Regions from separate parts of the Homo sapiens genome. Here region 2 is linked to region 1. Evidence: chromatin loops called from intact Hi-C (ENCODE). Cell type or tissue: Caco-2. All regions are shown on one strand. Each heading gives the region's core, and the rest is flanking DNA. Links, peaks and the distances in the headings are about the cores only.

Region 1 (9,553 bases), core at 928-8,927:
CATGCACTGGTTGGTCCACTTAGGGCTGCCATTGCCAGAGGCACTGCCAGGACCTGCTGAGTGAGAAGACACTGCCATCACCCAGTGAAGTCTAGTCCCTGGAATTTCACTCTTAGCACTGGCAATGCTTCTGGAACTCATAAAGATTCTGCTGAAATTCAGGGAGTTGAAGGTCAATGTCTTCCAGGGATCAAGGTAACATGTCAGAAAAATTCTGCTGCTGAGGATTTCCATGTATTCAAGGCAAATGCCCTTAGGAGGAACTCGCAGAAATAGCTCTTTGCATTGTCACTACACAGAATGGAAGACCAGCTTTTATTTCGAAAAGAAAGAGAGAGAGAGAAAAATAAAGAGTGAACCATATAAGCATGGAATGTGTGCAACACACACATACACATGCACACACAGAATAGATCTTGGCATGCCCAACTGGCACCCACTTAGGATGTGTAGTCAGGTATTTTTGAGAACATAATATTTGGACACAATCATTAATTTATTCACCAAAGAGTTATCCAGCACCTACTGTGTGCCAAGTATTGTTCTAGATGCTGGAAAATAAGAGTGAGTGAGGCAGTCAAGAGTCCTGTGCTCATGGATTCGATATTCTAGGCAAGGATACAGGCGATCAACAAGCATCAATTGAAATGAACAATTCAGATTGCAAATACAATAAAGGAAAGAAAAAGAAGAACAAAACAAACAAACAAAGAGAAAAACCAGTGTGATGGGTCTGAAAAGGAATGAGGGACCGCCTTTGCTCAAGTGGTCAGGGAAGGGCTTTCTAAGAAGGTGACACGTAATCTTACACTAGAATGAGAAGACCAGGGCGAAGAAACCAATCACCTTTACTCTGATTTCCATCAAAAAGATGGGCTTACTAAAAAAAGAAACATGCAATACCATTTGTGGCTCCACACAACTCATGCTTTAAACAACTGCAAAAACCCCAGGAGAGGAAAGGAATCCACAGCTTTCTCTGCTTTTAAGGCGATTTTAAGAAATCACCTTTCCCAAAGATAATGGATTAAAAAGTTGTCTTAATTCATCTCTAATTATGGCAGAATTTACTACAAAGAAACTGAAAGGAGATACATGGAATATTCATTCCTCTACATAATGTCAGTTGCTTTATGTAACAATATTCCAATGTCAATAAAAGTATACCTTTGCATTGTAATGCCAACAGGAATTATTTCACTTTAAAAAACCAGTTCTGTAGCTATACTCAGTATTATTTATTTTTCACTGGCTATAAAATAAAGCCAAACTGTATTTACTAGCAGATGGTCTCACTTCCAATATATAATAAACCTCTGAGATCAGGTAAAAATAGATTCTGTTAGTATTTCTTTAACATGCTCAAATTATAAATGATCGTTCACCAATGTCTTTGTATAAAACACTCCAAACAAATCACTTGGTACTGGATTTCTGTTTGACTCAATTAAAACACTTAGCCACCTGGCATGAAAACATCCTAAAAACATCAACTGCTTAAAATACTTTGCACTGAAACACGTTTTTCATTGTTTCCTAGCCTCTGACTGATTTCGGAATTAGAAAGAATTAAGCAGAAGTGAATTGGGGAGCAGGTCAGTCACTGAATATTCAGAATGAATCATGAACACGTTAAAATGCAATTTTTATTTCTTTGCAGTGCATTGCATGCTATACATTCTTACAATTTAAATAAGCATACTAAACTAAAGCCAAATAATGTGAAGATTGCCCAACAGGTCTACATTACCTAATACATTTATCATTATATAAACTGCTGTGCTTGATATTAATACACTGTGCAAGGAATGCTTAATTTCTTGAACTTCCACACAGGTCTTTAAAACTGAATCTCACTAGTACCCAAGACCAATAATGTGCTGAGGAAGAAGGTATTTCAAATATATTTACTGATTACACAGTGTTTGAATCTTCAAAAATTCTAAATTTATGTGGACAAAGGAGAATGGAGAATCTGAACTTGGCTGTTCATGCAAACTCTTTCCTTTCTTTGACTCACTTTATGAATTGTTATGTTTCTAGATCCTTCTTTTAAAATTTTCCATTTGGGGAAACTTGTACATTTAAAAAAAATTCATCTCATTTTCTCCCTCCCCCTCCTTAAAATAAATAAGAAGGCTTAAGAATTAACACTAATAATAATCCCACAATGGTCATTGGGAAATCCTCCCCCAAAGTGACAACTGCCGCTAAGAAGGGCAAAATCCACTAAGAATGAAAATTCCCCCAAATGAGTCCTTCTCCGAGGGGGTGGAGGTCACACAGTTGGCACAATTGGTATCACAACCAACTCGAGGAGACCCAGAGGAAGATGCTGCGCCAAGAGAAGCAAAGCGAAGGAGCGCGACCCAGGAGGCTAGCGAAATCCCCGCCAAGCCCCCAGGAGGCGGAGAGAAGCCCAGTCGCCAGGCACCGGCCACGGCGCACGCCAACATCCAGGATAATTCTCCTTTCCAAGCCCGGGAGTTCCGGGGCAGGCGAAAAAGGGGGGATGGGAGACCCACAGTCCCTTTAACCCTCCCCCCTGGCCTGCCAACCTTTTCCGAACCCCCATGTCACACAACTTCCTCATCATGGAAACTTCCACTGGGTTCGGCGCTGAGGATGCCAAACTCCATTTCACAAGGAACATGTCAACAGCTGGGCTTGGGGTTTGAGGAACAGAGCCGCTGCGATTGGAACAGAGCCCGGCCACCCTGTTCCACCACTGTCCACTCCGTAGCTCCCAGCCTGCCGCCGCGCGGTGCCCGAACACGAGAGGGCACCTCCTCCCAGATCCGGGGCGCAGAAGCCCCGCGGAGGCAGGTAATCAGGCTGATGACACCCCCACCACCCACGCTCACCCGCCTGCCCGCCCGCGCGCGCTCGGCTTAGCCGCCCGCACCCCTCCGGGTTCTTGCGACGCTCCGTCACCATCCCGCCCACCCTGTGGACAGTTGGAACTGTCGCCCCCTCCTCCTCTCACCCCGCTGCCTCCGCGCGGTCCTCTAGCCAAATTACCAGTGCCCTGGAGCCGGTTGGGTTGAGCGCCCCTGCCCGGGGAAGGTAGCCTGCGGGCTCTTGCCCCGAGCCCGCGGAGCAGGAGGTCTCTTTTCCAAGCGCACTCACATTATTCATGCAAAGTTAATCCCCGCCGCGTCACGGCCGCCCGCCCGAGGATGTGCGCCTTCCTTGGCCAAGCCCCGCAGTCTCCACCCTCCTCCGCCCCCTCCTCCCGGCGGCGGGGTCCCGGGGAGCGCCGGCGACTGGGCGTCGCGCGAGTCCTGCAAAATGTCAACTCCTTGGGCGAAGAGAGGCGGCCGCAGCCAGGGCCGCGCCGCACCTCCCCGGTCTCTCCACTTTTATAGGCGTAGGAAGCTACTGCGGCTGGGGCACCAGAGTCCCCGCCTCTCCGGGTCCCCCGCGTGCCCGGCCCGCCCCGGCCCGCTTCCCGGGCGCTGTCTTACTCCGGGCCCGGGGCGCCTGCTCCGCGCCGCGTCTGCGAACCGGTGACCTGGTTTCCCCTCCAGCCCTCACGGCTGTCCGACTTGCGCGGCGGTGGCGGCGGCGGCCAAGAGCAGGCAAACCCGGCTCCGCCAGGGGCGCAGCGAGGAAATGGCCTCCTGGCGCACACCCCGCCGCCGCCGCCAGCCATCGCCACCGCCCCGGGCTGCCCAGCCGGTACAGACGCCCCCTGCCAGGCTCCGGGCCAGCGCTCCGACGCGCTCACAGCGCCCGGCTTGCCGACCCCGACCCCGACCCCGAGTCCTACGCACTCGAGGTCCCCGGGCCGGCCGCCTCCGCACCTGCCTCCCCAGGTGTGGGCGCTCCCCCTCCTCCTAATCCCGGCCGTGCCCTCCCAGGGTTGGTGACGGTGCTGTGGGTTTGGTGGCCGCGCGTCCACCCACCCGATTGCCTGCGCGCATAGGTGCGGGTTTGGGCGTCATTACTCTAGTTGGAGAAGAGGAAAGAATGGGGAACGAGTGACACCGGGACCGGAGGGCGAGTCTTCCAGGAGCACGTCTCGGCCTTCTTTGCCCGGCCCGACCGGCCCGACCCGTGCCGCAGCGCTCCTCCCTCCGCTCCTAAACCACTTGTGGCGCGTGTCGGGAATACAGGGCGCTCTGGCTCTTCTTGGGGCCTCCGCTGGTCCGACCATCTGGCAGCTCTCTTAACCACCACGGCCACCCCACGAATGGAAGTTTGGGACGTGCCTGGGTTGCCCTTAAGGAGGACACCCCCGCCCCCACCGCCATTATGCATATCGTGGGAGAGGCGCGTACAGGGCTGAGACACTCCTCAGGTCCCAGAACGGCCGCCCTATTAATTTGTCTTTGCCCTGGAAATGTATAGATAAAACCAGGAAGACAAAAATAATGTATACTCTTCAAGAGATCTTTCCCGGGCAAATATAGGTCTCTCAAATGCCCCCGACCTTAAGTCCTGGAGACCAGGAAGAGACTTGCTTTCTGAGCTAGAAGGATACTTGGGAAATACCGAGTCCTCACTCAGCTAAAAGGTAGTCAATAAGGAACTATAGTTGCAACAAAACTACTTTGACAACAGAGTACAATTAATTTCTTATAGACAGTATTAAAATAATTCCGACATCATAATTTAATATTCACATCTATTCGTGTAACACGCAGTATAATAGAGTTATGACGATATGGATCCTCAGCTGCCTGACAATGTATAGGTTATTTATTGGAAGGTTCTCTAGATTTCCAGCCAGTGACATGTATGTTTTATTCTCGCTTCTTCTGAGCGTCCCAGGGAAAGGGGTGAGAGGCCCCCCACCCCTGCTGACAGCATTAACAACCACCCCGCTGGATAAGCAGGGTTTCACTGATGCACTTTTAAGAAAGTTGCAGGCCCCAGAGACCCCATTTCCCTTTGGTCCTCGGTGAGAAGTCCGTGCTTTCTTCTCTACTCTTAATAAGTCTGCACCATAGGACTTGCAGGCTTCTGTAGTTGGAGAGCTGTTCTCCTTTGCAGGGAAGTTCCTGGGCTTTGCTCCAAAGCTGCCCCGGAATGTTTTGGTTGGTTTGGAGAAAAGCTGTGGCGTCTACACCACTTGTTCCAAGCAGGCGGCCCCCTGGTGGCTAACGGGGGGTGAGAAAGCTGGCCACTGAGGAAGAAGTCTGGCGCAGGTAGGCCCCAACAGTTGACAACCTAGTCTTCGGGTCTTCTTCACAGCGTGTGAACAGCTTAGTATTACCGCGGGGGGGCGGGAGGGGGTTGGGGGGTGGTGAGGTGAAGCAAATCTTCCTTCAACACGGTGGATCATGGGCTTCTCGGCCTACTGGAACTTTTAATTTTTTTCTCTTCCTGAGTATAACTTGGAGCTAAATTATTTAAGAAGGAGACATACAGAGGACAAAATGAAATGTAACAAAAACTGTTGCTTCTCTTTGTTCAAGGGCTTTGTCTTTCTGATCTCATTTTGCCCAGAAAATTCAGAAATGAGCCAATTAAAGCATGAAATAAATAAAGGGCGTGGCATTATTCAAACAATCCATGAGACTGTGGTAGTAACAATGTTCTACAACAATGGGGGAGGGCAGTTTTACTGCAATGTTAATGATAACGTGAACTACTAGGGTTCCATTTTGAACAGGACCTCTGAGGGCTGTCCTACAGGCTGCATGATGATGGTAAAGAAGGGTTACCAAGAGATCATGTCATTTATTTTTCTGGTTTTACACAAGGTAGGACAATGGAGGAGAATGTCATGATGACTTGATTGAAGGAAGAACATTTATTCAAACTTTAGATTATGTGGTCATGTGTTCCAGCTGACTTGAGAGGGCACACCAAGGCTGTTTCCAGGACCCATTCCCATATTTCACCATAGACATCCTCATTACCAGGATCTATACCTTTAAGCTGATGACTCAGTTCAAGAAAGCAATTCATTCATATATTTATTTATTTAGCAACTACTGGTGTAAGAAAATGAATGAAACAGAACCTCATAGGGCTCGGATTGGGCAGAAGTGAGTGAGGCCAGTGATACAAGTGCAGGGTCTGAGCCTGCCTTTATTTAAAATTTTGATGTATTGTTCATCATGAATAATTGTTGCATTAATTTTGATTTTTAAAATAGTGCATTAAAATATTTCTCCTGATTTACTGAGGCTTTTTTTTTTTTCTTTTTTGGCATCCCCTTAAATTTCACACCAGGGATGAGTGCCTCACTTGCCTAAACCTAGTCCCTGCCCTGCTATGCCCTCAGTGTTACCAGAGTCTTTTCAGAGAAGCAAAGTTCAAGTTAGAATGTCCTAGATGTCAAAGATAATTAATATATAGTGAAGGATTTGGGGTCAGGGAGTTAGAGACGTGGGCGTGAGGGGAGGGAAAAATCAGGGAAGATTTCATGGAAAATGGTGGCACTTGAACCAATCCATCAAAGATGGACCACATTTTGCCAGGGAGTATTGGGACTGGAACCCCTGGTATTGTTTTGCTTATTCAGCTACTTCTCAAGCTGGCTGTGCAGCCACCTGACCTAGCCCTGGAGATTCTGCTTCTGTCTGTTCATTGTTAGTTCTTGGAACTTATTTTTTCTATGAGGGCTCCAGTGATTCTGGTCCATAGCAGCTGGGTAAGAACTCCAACCCTTCAGGAAAGACAGCTTCTTGGGGAAGATGACAGGGTCAAAATTATCTAATTCAAGTACACTCTAATTCACAGCACAAAACTAACTTTTTTATTTCATATCTTGATATATGCCCGTTTTTACCAACACTCTGCCTTTGGCTTACTTTTGAATAAAGGAGACCAGAAAGGAAAAGGAACTATAGGTTGCCTTATCTTTCTCTTTCCTTCTATGTCATCATTTTCAAACTAAGTGGTTACAGAGAAGTATTAACATAAGAAAAGACAGAGAAAGTTTCCTTGGTTGTTACCTTCTTTTTGCATTCAAATCAGGCTTTGGTTGGAATGGAAAGCGTGGCAAACCCCATTTTGGGGTTGTCAGTGTCCTCACTTAGTCATTGATGTGACATGCTTACCTCATACTCAATTTGAGTTTTGCAGAACTCCCACACATTGTGTGCCCACAGGGATTCTGTGCTTATGGGGCAACAAGAATGCTATGTGTGAGTGGAACAAGTAAAGAATGGCAGCAGCTATGCATGTTATCTGTATTTCCTCTGTTCATGCACATGCTCCATTGTCCCATCAGCCTTCATTTACAAAACAAAAGTTCAAAGATAAAATTATTAGGAATTTCATTACGGTGACAACAGAGCATTAAATGAAGTGCCAGGCCTCAAGCACCAAGCCCTTCCCAGCATGGGTTGTATGCAGCTGTCCAGATCACATGCCCATGAAGCTGGCCATGGGGAAAAAACTTGATCCTTTATTGTGGTAGAAGCATAGGGCATGTTGGAGATGCAGTAGACATGCTGGCATGGCTGGTTATAGCAAGGAGTACATAACATAGCTAACATGTATTAGACATGTATTATGTTTTACGTACTGTCCTAAATATTTCATACATCTTTTAAAGTTTGCCAGAGGACCCTGTGAAACAGTATTATTATGTACTTCATTTTCCAGATGTTAAAAATTAGGAAGATCAAATAATCTGCTCAAGCTCAGGCCTGGGTACTGGGTGACAGAGGGTATACTCTTAACCAGCTCATCATGCTACCTGCATGCAACACAAGGAGTTATTGGATAGGCACATGAGGCTGGAAAAGGTGAGCATGTTCTGGCAGTCATGAGACATCTCTCTAGCCCTTCATTTAAGGAACTACTGTGCACCGGGACGATCAGAAGAGCCCTAAAGAAAACATGTTATGTCATTGGCTAGAAAACTCCCTAATCACATTCTCTTACCTTGTTTTCCAACTACAGGTAGAAGATTCTGAGGCCCTGGGCGGGAACTAGTAAGCCACAATCTGGAAGAGTCTTTTACCACCATGTGGAGGAGAACTAGAGCACTCATGTTGAACTATTACCGAGAAAAGTAATCAACTTCTTTTGTGTTAAGTCACTGAAAGGCAAGTGTTGATTTGTTGCAGTAATTGGTGCTCCCTTAACACACCTGTCAGCCGGGCCAAACTCTATCACAGCATAAATAATCTTTTCCTTAAATAAATACAGGTAAAAGAATAAAGTAGACCTAAATGCATTAATATGAATATAGGCTCAAAGCAAAATGTTGGGCTATAAATGTTCAGAGTGATAATTTTTTAAGTTGATGTGTAATTTAGTACAGTAAAATAGATAAAACCTAAATGTTCAGTTCAATGAATTTTTACATGTTCATGCCCCTGTATAATCACCTCCCAGAACAACATAGAAAATACTTCATATAAATGGAATCATACAGTGTGTTTTCTCTTGTGTCTGGTTTCTTTCACTCAATGTTTTTGAGGTGAATCCACATTATTGTGTGGATTAGAAAGTTGTTCTCTTAAAATTTCTGTTTGACATTACGTTATATGAATATGCCACAATTTGTTTATTCATTCTCCAATTGATGGACATTTGGGTTGTTTCCAATTTGGGACTATGACAAATGAAGCAGCTATGAACATTCTTGAACAATTATTTTTGTGGTACACGCACTCATATCTCCTGGGCATATGCATAGGAGTGAAATTGATGGTCATATATTTATCTGAGTTATTCTATTAAAGCTCAAAATGATCAATATTCAAAACTACCGTTGCCTTATGTAGCAATTACAAGCTCTGCCTGCAGCTGCAAATCATTTTTATGAACTAAGCTACATATTAAAGCCTATGTAAAAATGAAGATGCTGATAAATTAAAGTATATCAAGAAAAAGGTGAATGGCTGAAAGGAAGGTAAGAATACCAAAACATTTCCAGATTAAATCTTACTTTTCAGCTGTTTGAAAGATAGGTTTAAGACATGCTGAGTAATTGCTAATTGGACTGTAATAACCTATGTTCACTGTGAGTGCACAGAAGTACAGTATATTGTTAAATTCTTTGTCAATCACAAAAGAAATCTAGTGGTTCAAGACACATCTTCCCAAAACATGCCAATTCAGTGTCCTTCCTTTTTGAGTTATGCTTATATGCATCAAAAATGGAAATGTAATTGTTAAATATTTGGGGAAAATATCCTTTTTTAAAGGAAGGGAATGAGGTAAATCTTACTCATTTTCATGGAATAAACTTTAATATATCTAGATATAACAACACATATAATAAAATGCTATGATTATGGGCTATTTTCAGATCCTTAAAATCCCTGAATGAGTCATATCTGAAGTGACAGTCATAACTTCAGATTTGCTTGCCTTTGTCAGTTATTTTAAATGAAATTCTCAATTTGAGGGCAAGATGGGTCTTAGTGACACCTCCTATTTTCATATATTATAGCTCTCTTTCACAAATAAACTTGCCTTATCCTGTTTACAAAGTATTGCGTAAAATGCTAGTCATAGCTCCTACAAACACAACTGTAGAACATATTTTGAACTTCTATAAATGATACATTTGAGGCAAACAAATCTACAGCTAGTACAAGAAAGGATTGAGTTTTCATTATGCAGATTTAGAACAAAA
Region 2 (9,553 bases), core at 1,137-9,136, 100 kb before region 1:
CTCCACACCTGCTTCCTTCCCATTCCTACCACAGACAGCTATCTGAGTAAACCTCCTGCTTACTACACTGTCTCAGAATCTGCTTTCTAGAGCGCCTAACCTGTAACAGCCTGAGATAAAGCATATAGAATGGAATTTTAAGACAGCACACATCATAACCCAAAGGTTGGTCCCTAGAACTGTTTTGTGTGGAATTCATGGGGGTAAAACACTGTGAACTAGTTGCCAACATTAAAAAATAATTTTCAAAAAGCCAAAGCTCTGGCAAGAATGGGCTGGTATTTGCTCATGGCACTGAACAGCTGTAGTTGAGGGATAGTGTTCCATCTTGATGGCTCTCACTGGCTACACTGTGTGACAGTCCCTACTGGCACCCTTCATTTATTTCCTTACCTGCCCAACCCTGAGGGCATTTGAGCTGATGGTTCATGACTGATGCCAGGATTCCCATCCCTAACCTCAAGGCAGGCTACTTCCTTGATTAGCCTACTGCTTCCCTCAACAATTTATATCTCTCATCTGACTTTTCCCACAAAATGTACTCTCTGTGGGCTGGTTCTGTGTAGTAGTAATCTTGGTAGCTCTACCCTAGCAGATGCTCTAGGTTGGTGGACATAGCAGCTGTTCTAATCATGCTTGCTAAGTGAATAAAATTTTAATAGAAAACTCCCATCTCTACTTTGTGATAACTGAGTAGTATCTATTCTTCTGCAATATTCTGAAGGAGACTGTGTGACTATTTGGATGTTTGAAGATGTTTTCCTGACGCACAGAAAGAAGCTGATCTCTCCTTCGCAGAAAGCATAGCCAGCAGTGTGTTTTCAAGGTGTAGGGATGAATACAGATTTTTGGAGTGGTTGAAACCCCAGGGGTAGTAAGTAGCTCATATCATAGAATTCCTTTACTGACTGAAGTCCCCAAGAGCAAATCCCTGGAGAACTTAGCAATGCAGAGCAGGTCTTGGCTGTGCTGCCGGTGTGTAGGTAAATGGCTTAAGTAATTGCTGTCCTTGGGCAGTCAGTCAAAACGCAAGAGTTGAGACTATAAAAGGGCAAGTGCTCCCACAGAGTAAAAATTATAAACTATTGTTAGACAGAATAATATGTGACTGCTGACATTTCACCTTTTATTATTATAGCAACGCTTTAAGAAAGAAATGTAGTTAAGGTTGTCAGAATTTCATTTTAACCCCCTCCTTCAAGGCTGTTAAAAATTCACTCATGCTGAAACTTGCCTTTCAGGTTCTCAGCGAGATTTGTGCTTTGTTTTTAATCTGTTGTTCTCTAATGGAATGCAAAATGTAATTTGGGGGAAAGGGTTTTTCCAAGGATCTTTCTACAAACTGCTTCCTATCTCAATTCCCCCCCTTTTTTTTTGTCTGCCCCATTCTCTGCCAAAAGGTTAGCTGTAACAACAAAAACAACCCAAAAGATACACTCAACTGACAGAGGATTAAAGGCTTTTGGCAGTGCTTATAAAAATAGCTTCAGCAATAAGCAATACTCAACAAGCAGGAATCTGTTCAGTGGCAGTCACTAAAGGCAACCACAGTCTTGAAGTGCCATAAATGTCCACAAGAGATGCAGTTGAATCAACAGGTATTTGTGGAGCACTCACTGAATAAAAGGTAGCCAATGACAGTATAAAAATGTCTTCGTAGGTGTGACAGAGGGGACAATCTGCTAGGAAGGAGGAACCAGAGATGTCTCAAGGCTATATTTGTATAGCAAACCCACTGCTTTAGACCATGTGCTCTTGGTACTCAAAGCTCCCCATACCCCTACCCATAAGCCATCTCCCACTGATGACAACATGCCAGAGGAAGGGGGAAAAAGGCAATGATTCATTGATCAGCTACTAGGTGCTAGGCAGAATGCTAGGCACTTTATAATTATAAGGTACTGTGAAGATATAAAGAGGCATGAGCCCTCTCCCAATCCCCACTCTCCAGCTGAAACACACTTTAGGTATATTCACCGGAGCATAAGTGGTTTTCGAACACTCCTATGCTTGCTTTGCTTATCTTAAACTAAAGCAGCTGTCCAGCTAGACTTACTATGTTGATCAGCACATGACATATCAGCATATATAATATTTACTTTTGTAGACATCCCGCCAGCTCTTTGATAAATGTGTTAGGTCTTGCATGTGCCATCATTCCCATTATAGTAATCCCACAACTTGGGAAAATGCTATAATTAGCCTTTTATTATTATAAGCATTTCTGTAACACTTTCCATTTAAAGATGGCTTAACAACCAACTCTACTCTGTATGTCTCACAAGGAATCAGATAAGTCAACACTTGGTAGCTTTGCTTTATGGCCTTGAATCCTCAGGTTCAAGGTTCAAAGAAATCAAGAGTTATTGTAGTCAGCTCAGACTTAAGACCAACACAGCTGTTTTCTTTTTAGCCAGCCTCTCAGCCTGATGCCCAGCTGCTTCCCAATCTTTACTTTGTAAAAAAAAAAAAAATATATATATATATATAATATTATTTTTAAATTCTTGGAATTAAAAACTCATAGGTAGAATATTGGCCCCAATTCTCCATTTTTAGTATGAATAACTCACATCTTGGGCTTTTGCCAGGTATTGCTGGGATGATTTTGGCAGATCTAAGGCAGCCCTGCAGACAATTTCCCTCAGCTGGTGAAAAAGCAAAGCTGAATCTTTTCAGGGTCCATTTCTCCCAGCCTGCATCACAGGCAGAGTGCAGGTGCACTGTGCAGTCTGGCAGAAGGAGCAGTGGTGCCCTTGGGACAGGTGAGCAGGGGAAGCAGGTTGGTCTTGGGAAACTTCTTTGGAGAGCAATATGGCTGCTCAGGGATGTGCATCATGGCCACAAGAAGGTAAGACCCAGGTGGTTCTGGTTTCTCAGTATGGAACATTTAGCCACTGTTTTAGAACATGGGTGGTAAAATATGGTCAAAAGCATAAAAGAATAATTATAATTCAGCTACAGAAAAGGTCTTGTGGAGAGTTGTCTCTTTCTCCTTAGAGTCACCTTGTTTTATCTACCAGTCTTGAATCATGCTGTCATCCCACATTTGTGGCAATGAAAACGTTTACTCTCCTACATCATCATCTCATAATCTTTATGATACTTGCTATTAAATCTGGAGACAGTTATTCCTTGTTAAACTTAGTTTTGAAACTAGAATCTTCATGGCTCCATAGTATATGTGTAATGATTGTTCAAAATATTTTATTTTTAAACAATGGTAAATGTTGCTAATAATATTTCTGCCAGTACCAAGAAAGACACTTATCTCAGTTTAGAATATACGTATAAACAGGGCATTCATTTCCATTTAAATTCCAAACCTAATTAATTTCTATTATTCTGTTTACTCCTCTTTAAGCTTATTGGGTCAGCTGGTCCGTCCTCCATTTTCAAAATCGAATACTTCCTCTGTCCTCTCCTTTTCCCCCAAATACAACTGCCCCATCATTGTCATCATCATCACCATTATTGCTTGAGCACTTTCCATGTGCCAGAAACTGTCCTCAGAATTCTACATGTACTAACTGACTTACTCTTCGTAGCGGTAATGGGAATTATTATGGTTCACATCTTAGAGATGTGGATCCTGGCACACAGAGAGGCTACATAATTCGCACAGGGCAGCCATGCTGAAATTGGCATGCTCACAATCTGGCTCCAAAGCAACGCTACTTTCTTCTGTGTTCTACTGCCCTCATGGTGGCGACCCCGCTGAGAATTTTGCCATTTCCAAAGCACTTTTATGTGCATCTTTTTATTGAATCTTACAACTACACATAAGGTTTTGTTTAAACTGGAAACCACCATTATATTACTTCCAAGTCTGGGGAAAATATTTAACATTTTATTATGGTTTAATTTACTGAGGGTTTGGCTATTTTTTTCCCAGATGAAAATTCTAGGTTTTATCGAGAATTCTGTTTTTCTATTGATGTTGATACATATTTTTGGGGTATATGTGATATTTTGATACCTGTAGACAATGTGTAATAATCAAGTTGGGGTAATTGAGATATCCATCACCTCAAAGGTTTATATTTTCTTTGTGATGGGTACATTACAACTCTTCTACCTATTTAAAAATATACAATAAGCTATTGTTAACTATAATTTCCCTGCTATTCTATCAAACACTAGGACTTATTCCTTCTATATAACTGTATTTTTGCACCCCTTAACCAACTTAAGTAAAACTATGGACTTCACCTAAAAAATTTAAAGTTATATTCAACTGTAAGTCATCCTCAAATTACTCTTCATGGATTCTTTTCTCCCATGATAAAGCCAAGTCCTACACTTCTCAAGGGGATGTGTTGACCTCAGCAGAAACGGGGAGTGTATTTAAATGTCTTAGGCTATAACTGACTGCATTTCAAAATCAAGTATTTTAGTCTTTACATAGTTATAGTTATATGAGTAACATTTGTACTTATATGTTTAGATTTATATATACCAGGCCAAATTCCTGAAAGGATTTTCATAGATTTAGAACATATACTGCTTGGAATTTATATGTACCTCTATTCTCCTCTTTTGATATGGGGAATAAGTACTTTATTCTACTTTTTATTATCTCTATTTATACCCAGAAAGTTTTTTAAAAGGACATATATAATAATGTGACCTAATAAAAATAAATGCTATTGAATTAATTTCCCTTTTTCATGCTTACTTGTTTGTAGTTTTCAAATGTGTTGTTCCCAATTTTTGACACATCATCAAGCAGACTTCTGAGTTTTTTTCTGTGGAAAACAACTGGACTTAGTTCCATACAAATACAAATAACACAGATGTCACTAATTGAATCTATACATTGTCCTTGGAAGGAAGTCCTTCCCTGCCTTGCTTGTTATTTTACATCATAATCTGCAGAACATTTCAGGGAGGCCCATGAAAGAGAAGATCAGTTATTTTTATATCATGGCAATGGAAGTCCTTAAGACGACTGAATACCCACTATCACTCAAAGAACCATGCCAGATCCCATCACTCCTTGCAGTAACTTCTGCTGAACAGAGTTTTACACACTCGTCTTGCTCAAAGCCTTTTTCCAGTCACATAAATACTCCTGCTGAACAATTAACCTTTCACAGAAAAGTAGCTGAGGGGAGTTTGGGCTTAGGTTCAGCTTCTTGGCCCATAAATATCTGCATAAACAAGTTCTAGGGGCACCTGGGAGAGGTCAGGGCACAGACCAAGGTCACAATACATTCCATTGCTTAACCTAACCAAATGACATAGACCAAGAAAGCGTTTCCAAAAACAGGCAGCTACATTTCATCCTTGCATATTCACAGTAAAGAAAATAAATACCTGCTGTTTTAAACAGCTGGGTACTTCACTGAAATGCTGACGTATCAGCAAAGTCATGGACAGTAGCAATGTTTTACTTAAGGTGGCAGGAAGACCCCAAAAGGTGAGGTCCTATCCTCTGCCAAAGAATGAAGACTTTACAACCACTTAAGGAACAGAATAATGTAGGAGATGGATCTGATGTGTCCAGTGGTAAATCCAATGTCCATTTTTGCTAATGGCCTTTTAAAATCTTTGAATTCAAGACTGAAAAAATGAGGTTTGAAACTGGGGGTCCACCATATCTCCTTTGGTATTGAAAGGGAGGGAGGAATAAAATATATTGAGCTCCCAACTTGGTCCAGGAATTTTACATTTGTTTTTCTCAGTTAATCCCACAATGATCTTCAATAGATATTTTTATTTCTATATCATAGAAAGGGAAGATAAGGCTCAAAGAAGTTAAACAATTCACTGAAAATAATCGAGGTTGTGTGGTGGGGCCAGGATTTGAACTCAGATCTATAAAATTCTGTGCCTATTTTCCTTGCTTGTTTCTTGAGGTAAAAGAGTATTTGCCCAGAGCCTTTATGGGATGTGAGAGAAGTTTCAACATAGTCTCTTAGAGTATATATTAATGTGCCCCTCTTAAGCCAGGAGTGCAGAAGGACATTAGAGAAGTACAGAGGCCATTTGTGAAAGACAAATCTACCTGAGTGAGAGCCAGTACTTTTAGAGCTAAAGAGAGGAAAGAACTTGACTTATTCCTTGACTTGGGCTCTCCATCTGGTGGCCTGGCTGATGAGGGTTTCCCTACTTCCTGGGGAACTGTTTCTAATCCTACCTGCCACCTCCCTACAGCAGCACAGAACATTGGGTATGGATCATACATCTCTACTTTGGACTTTTTGGAGGGATGCTTCGTCTGCTTTTAAGCAGTTTCAGAGAAGAAAATGTCATAACCTTCCTAGAAGTAACTTCTGACTCAAAAATTTCAGGAAGGGTCTTTCCTCACTCAAACAGGCAGGAGCAGAAAGCAATGAAACATCATCAAATAGCACCACAGCATTCAGCAAGGCACTTCCTGACTCACAGGTCACACACTGTAGTTTAAATGTATTTGTGTGGATTCGTGCAATAAAGGAAGAACAATTCCTTTGAAAACCTTTAATGCCTGATATCACGCTTCACTTAATTCCTAAGTGTCCCCCTGCAAGCAGAGAAACCTCAGCTTACTAAATAGAGACTATGTAAATGTGTTTGTTGGTAGCTCCAAGTGTGTGTTTAGACTTTATACCAGTGTATAGACACTCTGGCAGAGAGCAGAAGGAAGCTGGAACTCTCTGGAAATTTATTATTGGCATAGATGCCTCATGAGCCATGCCCCATGAAGTTTGTCACATTGATGAGGAGGCTATTTTAAAAACTCACTCTAGAATATCCACATGCAGAAGAATGAAGCTGGAACCCTTCCTCATGTCATATGGAAAAATTAACTCAAAATGGATTATAAACCTAAATGTAAGGGCTAAAACTATAAAACTCCTAGAAGAAAATACAGGAGAAAAATTTCATGACCTTGGGTTATGCAAAGCTTTTTTTAGATATGACACCAGAAGCACAAGCAACAAAGAAAATATAAAATTTGACTTCTTCAAAATTAAAACTTTTGTGCTTCAGTGAAGGCCTTCAAGAAAGTGAAAAGACAACCCACAGAAGAGAAGAATATATTTGAAAATCATATATCTTATAAGAAATCTGTATCTAAAATACGTAAAGGACTATTATAACTCAATAATGATAAAACGAATAATCCAATTGGAAAATAGGCAAAGGATCTAAATTAGAAGTTTCTCCAAAGATGATAAACAAGTGGGCAAAAAGCACATAAAAAGACGTTCAACTTGATTTGCAGTACACGCAAATCAAAACTACAGCGATATACCATTTCACACCCACTAGAATGGCTATCATCAAAACAAGATAAAAACAAGTGTTGGCAAGGATGTAGAGAAATTGGAACCCTTATATGCTGGTGAAGGGAATGCAAATGGCGCAACCACTTTGGAAAACAGTCTGGCAGTTTCTCCAATAGTTAAACATAAAGCTACCATATGATCCAGCAATTATACTCCTAGATATATATCCAAGATAAATGAAAATGTATGCCCACAAAAAAACTTGTACATGAATGTTTATAGCAGTATTATTCATAATAGCCAAAAAGTTAGAGCAACTCAAATATCCACCAACTGGTGAATGGGTAAACAAAATGTAGAATTATATGGTTCCGTTTATATGGAATATCCAGAATGGGCAACTGTATACAGACAGAAAGTAGATAAGTAGTTGCCTAGAGGTAGAGTGGGAGAAATGGGGACTGACTGCTAGTGGATTTCTTTTTGAGGTGATGAAAATGTAAAATTGATTGTGGTGATGGTGACACAATTCTGTGAATACACTAAAAACCATTGAATGTACACTTTTAATGAGTGAATAGTATGGTATGTGAATTGTATCTCCACAAGGCATATATATATATATAGGCATATATATATTTTTTCTATATATACACACACCCACATACCTCACTATAGACCTTAGTTCTCAGCTACGGCTGCCCCTTAAAATCATCTGGGGCATTTCTCAAATCCCAATGCCTGGGCCATACCCTAGACCAGTTATATCAGAATCTCTGTGGGTAGAACCCAGACATTTTTTCTTTGTGCAGGTGATTACAACGTTTGGCCAACGGTGAAAACACTGAGTTCCTTTCAAGGGGTAAAATGCCACAGTATTCACTTCACTCTGTGGGTGTTTCTGCCTAGTGTTTCAATAGATGACATCTTTGAAGTGAGGTGTTGCCTCCAACTCTTGCCAGTTTTCACTGTGATGCTAATTGTCACCTGCAGGGCCACTCTATAGTAGAGACCAACACTTGTGAGAAGACACTGCACCTCCTTTCCTGGAAAGAAACTATGCACCACTGGGTGAGCGCTCTAAACTAGGGCCTCCGATTTCCTCTGTTTTCACAAGTAACCTGTGTGTTTAGGCTTCCATGGCTCTTTCTTTGAAATCTTTGTAAAGCAGTGTTCAAAAAGGTGTTTTGAAATAAAATGCACAGAACCAAAGCATTTATCTAATTACTTGAGGAGTTTCACTTTGGTTCTTTTCGTTTAAAATCCCAAAGTTTCACAACTATAAATTTAATGCTGGGAAAATGCAATGCATTGGATACAACGAAAGTGGAAGCTGTGTCTAGTGCTTTCCTGGCTATCAATACCAGATATAAAAATGTTGAATGACCAACTGCATTCTTTTAAAAAATTTACCAGTTCTTTTTTTGCTATTCTTAAGCACAATTGGAAATTCAAATACCAGTTTATGTGACTTAAGAAATGAAAACAGTATGCTCCCCAGTCTAAAAGTCAGGACCCAGGGAAACAATTAGAACTCAGCATAGATATTATCATTTAAATTCAGTTTAGTGACATAAAAAGACAAAATATTTTAAAACATTCAGATGTTGTTAATATAATAAAAAGTCAGCTCTGATGAATTTTTAAACAAGTGGAATAAAACATTATGAACTGAGGGCAAAAAGAGCATCTTGGAAGATTACAAACACTGGGTTTGCAAGAGAAAAATTTTGAAGATTAGTTTGAAATAGACACCCCAGAGGGGCCCATCAAAACAAATTATTGCCATTGATGTGATATGTAACTTGGCCATATAGTTGCTTAGAGATTTGCTCCAAGTTTCTGAAACCAGACTCATAACATAAAACTCCATCATCCATCAGCACATACCTAAAAAACGTTTTTTCCGTCTTTTGCTCTTTCATCCTTTAGCACACAATATTGTGTAAGCCAAGAAGCCATATGTTCCTTGCAGTCACAGAGTAATTTTTATTAGCATTAACATAGACAATCAAGCTGGCCCCTGCATGAATGCACATCTTAGCACCTTTAGCAAGTCTTTTTTTTTTTTTTTTCTGAGATAGAGTGTCACACTGTCGCCCAGGCTGGAGTGCAGTGGTGCTATCTGCCTCCTGGGTTCAAGCGATTCTCCTGCCTCAGCCTCCCAAGTAGTTGAGATTACAGGCACCTGCCACCACACCTGGCTAATTTTTTTGTATTTTTAGTAGAGACGGGGTTTCACTATGTTGGTCAGGCTGGTTTCAAACTCCTGACCTTGTGATCCACCCACCTCGGCCTTCTCAAAGAGGGAAGTGGAGCTCATCTGGTCAGAACAA

The links. A loop is a pair of places that touch in the nucleus more often than their neighbours do. Peaks named below come from ENCODE experiments on the same cell type or tissue, not always from the same donor. Only the 100,000 strongest peaks of a DNase experiment are listed, where the experiment ranks them.
Region 2: it touches region 1 in a loop (2.7-fold over the local background); 2 of 110 quality-filtered maps call a loop at or near these places.

What each region holds. Positions count from the first base shown.
Region 1 is chr3:24,491,666-24,501,218 of GRCh38, forward strand. It overlaps THRB (thyroid hormone receptor beta), which reads right to left and starts at 3,185. Exons shown (of 11, transcript NM_001354712.2): 1 at 2,987-3,185. It overlaps THRB-AS1 (THRB antisense RNA 1), which reads left to right and starts at 2,422. Exons shown (of 2, transcript NR_046244.1): 1 at 2,422-2,826; 2 at 7,867-8,346. RefSeq lists a silencer at 4,963-5,168. In Caco-2, for the core only: CTCF peaks have their summits at 3,557 and 5,101 (motif pointing left); DNase peaks (open chromatin) are centred at 3,166, 3,576, 3,946, 5,086 and 1 weaker place; H3K4me3 peaks cover 3,653 bases.
Region 2 is chr3:24,388,325-24,397,877 of GRCh38, forward strand. The region is part of intron 1 of THRB (thyroid hormone receptor beta); the gene reads right to left. Among named protein-coding and RNA genes, the nearest start is that of THRB-AS1, 100 kb to the right of the region's middle. RefSeq lists an enhancer at 7,885-8,450. In Caco-2, for the core only: no CTCF peak of the experiment used is centred there; no DNase peak of the experiment used is centred there.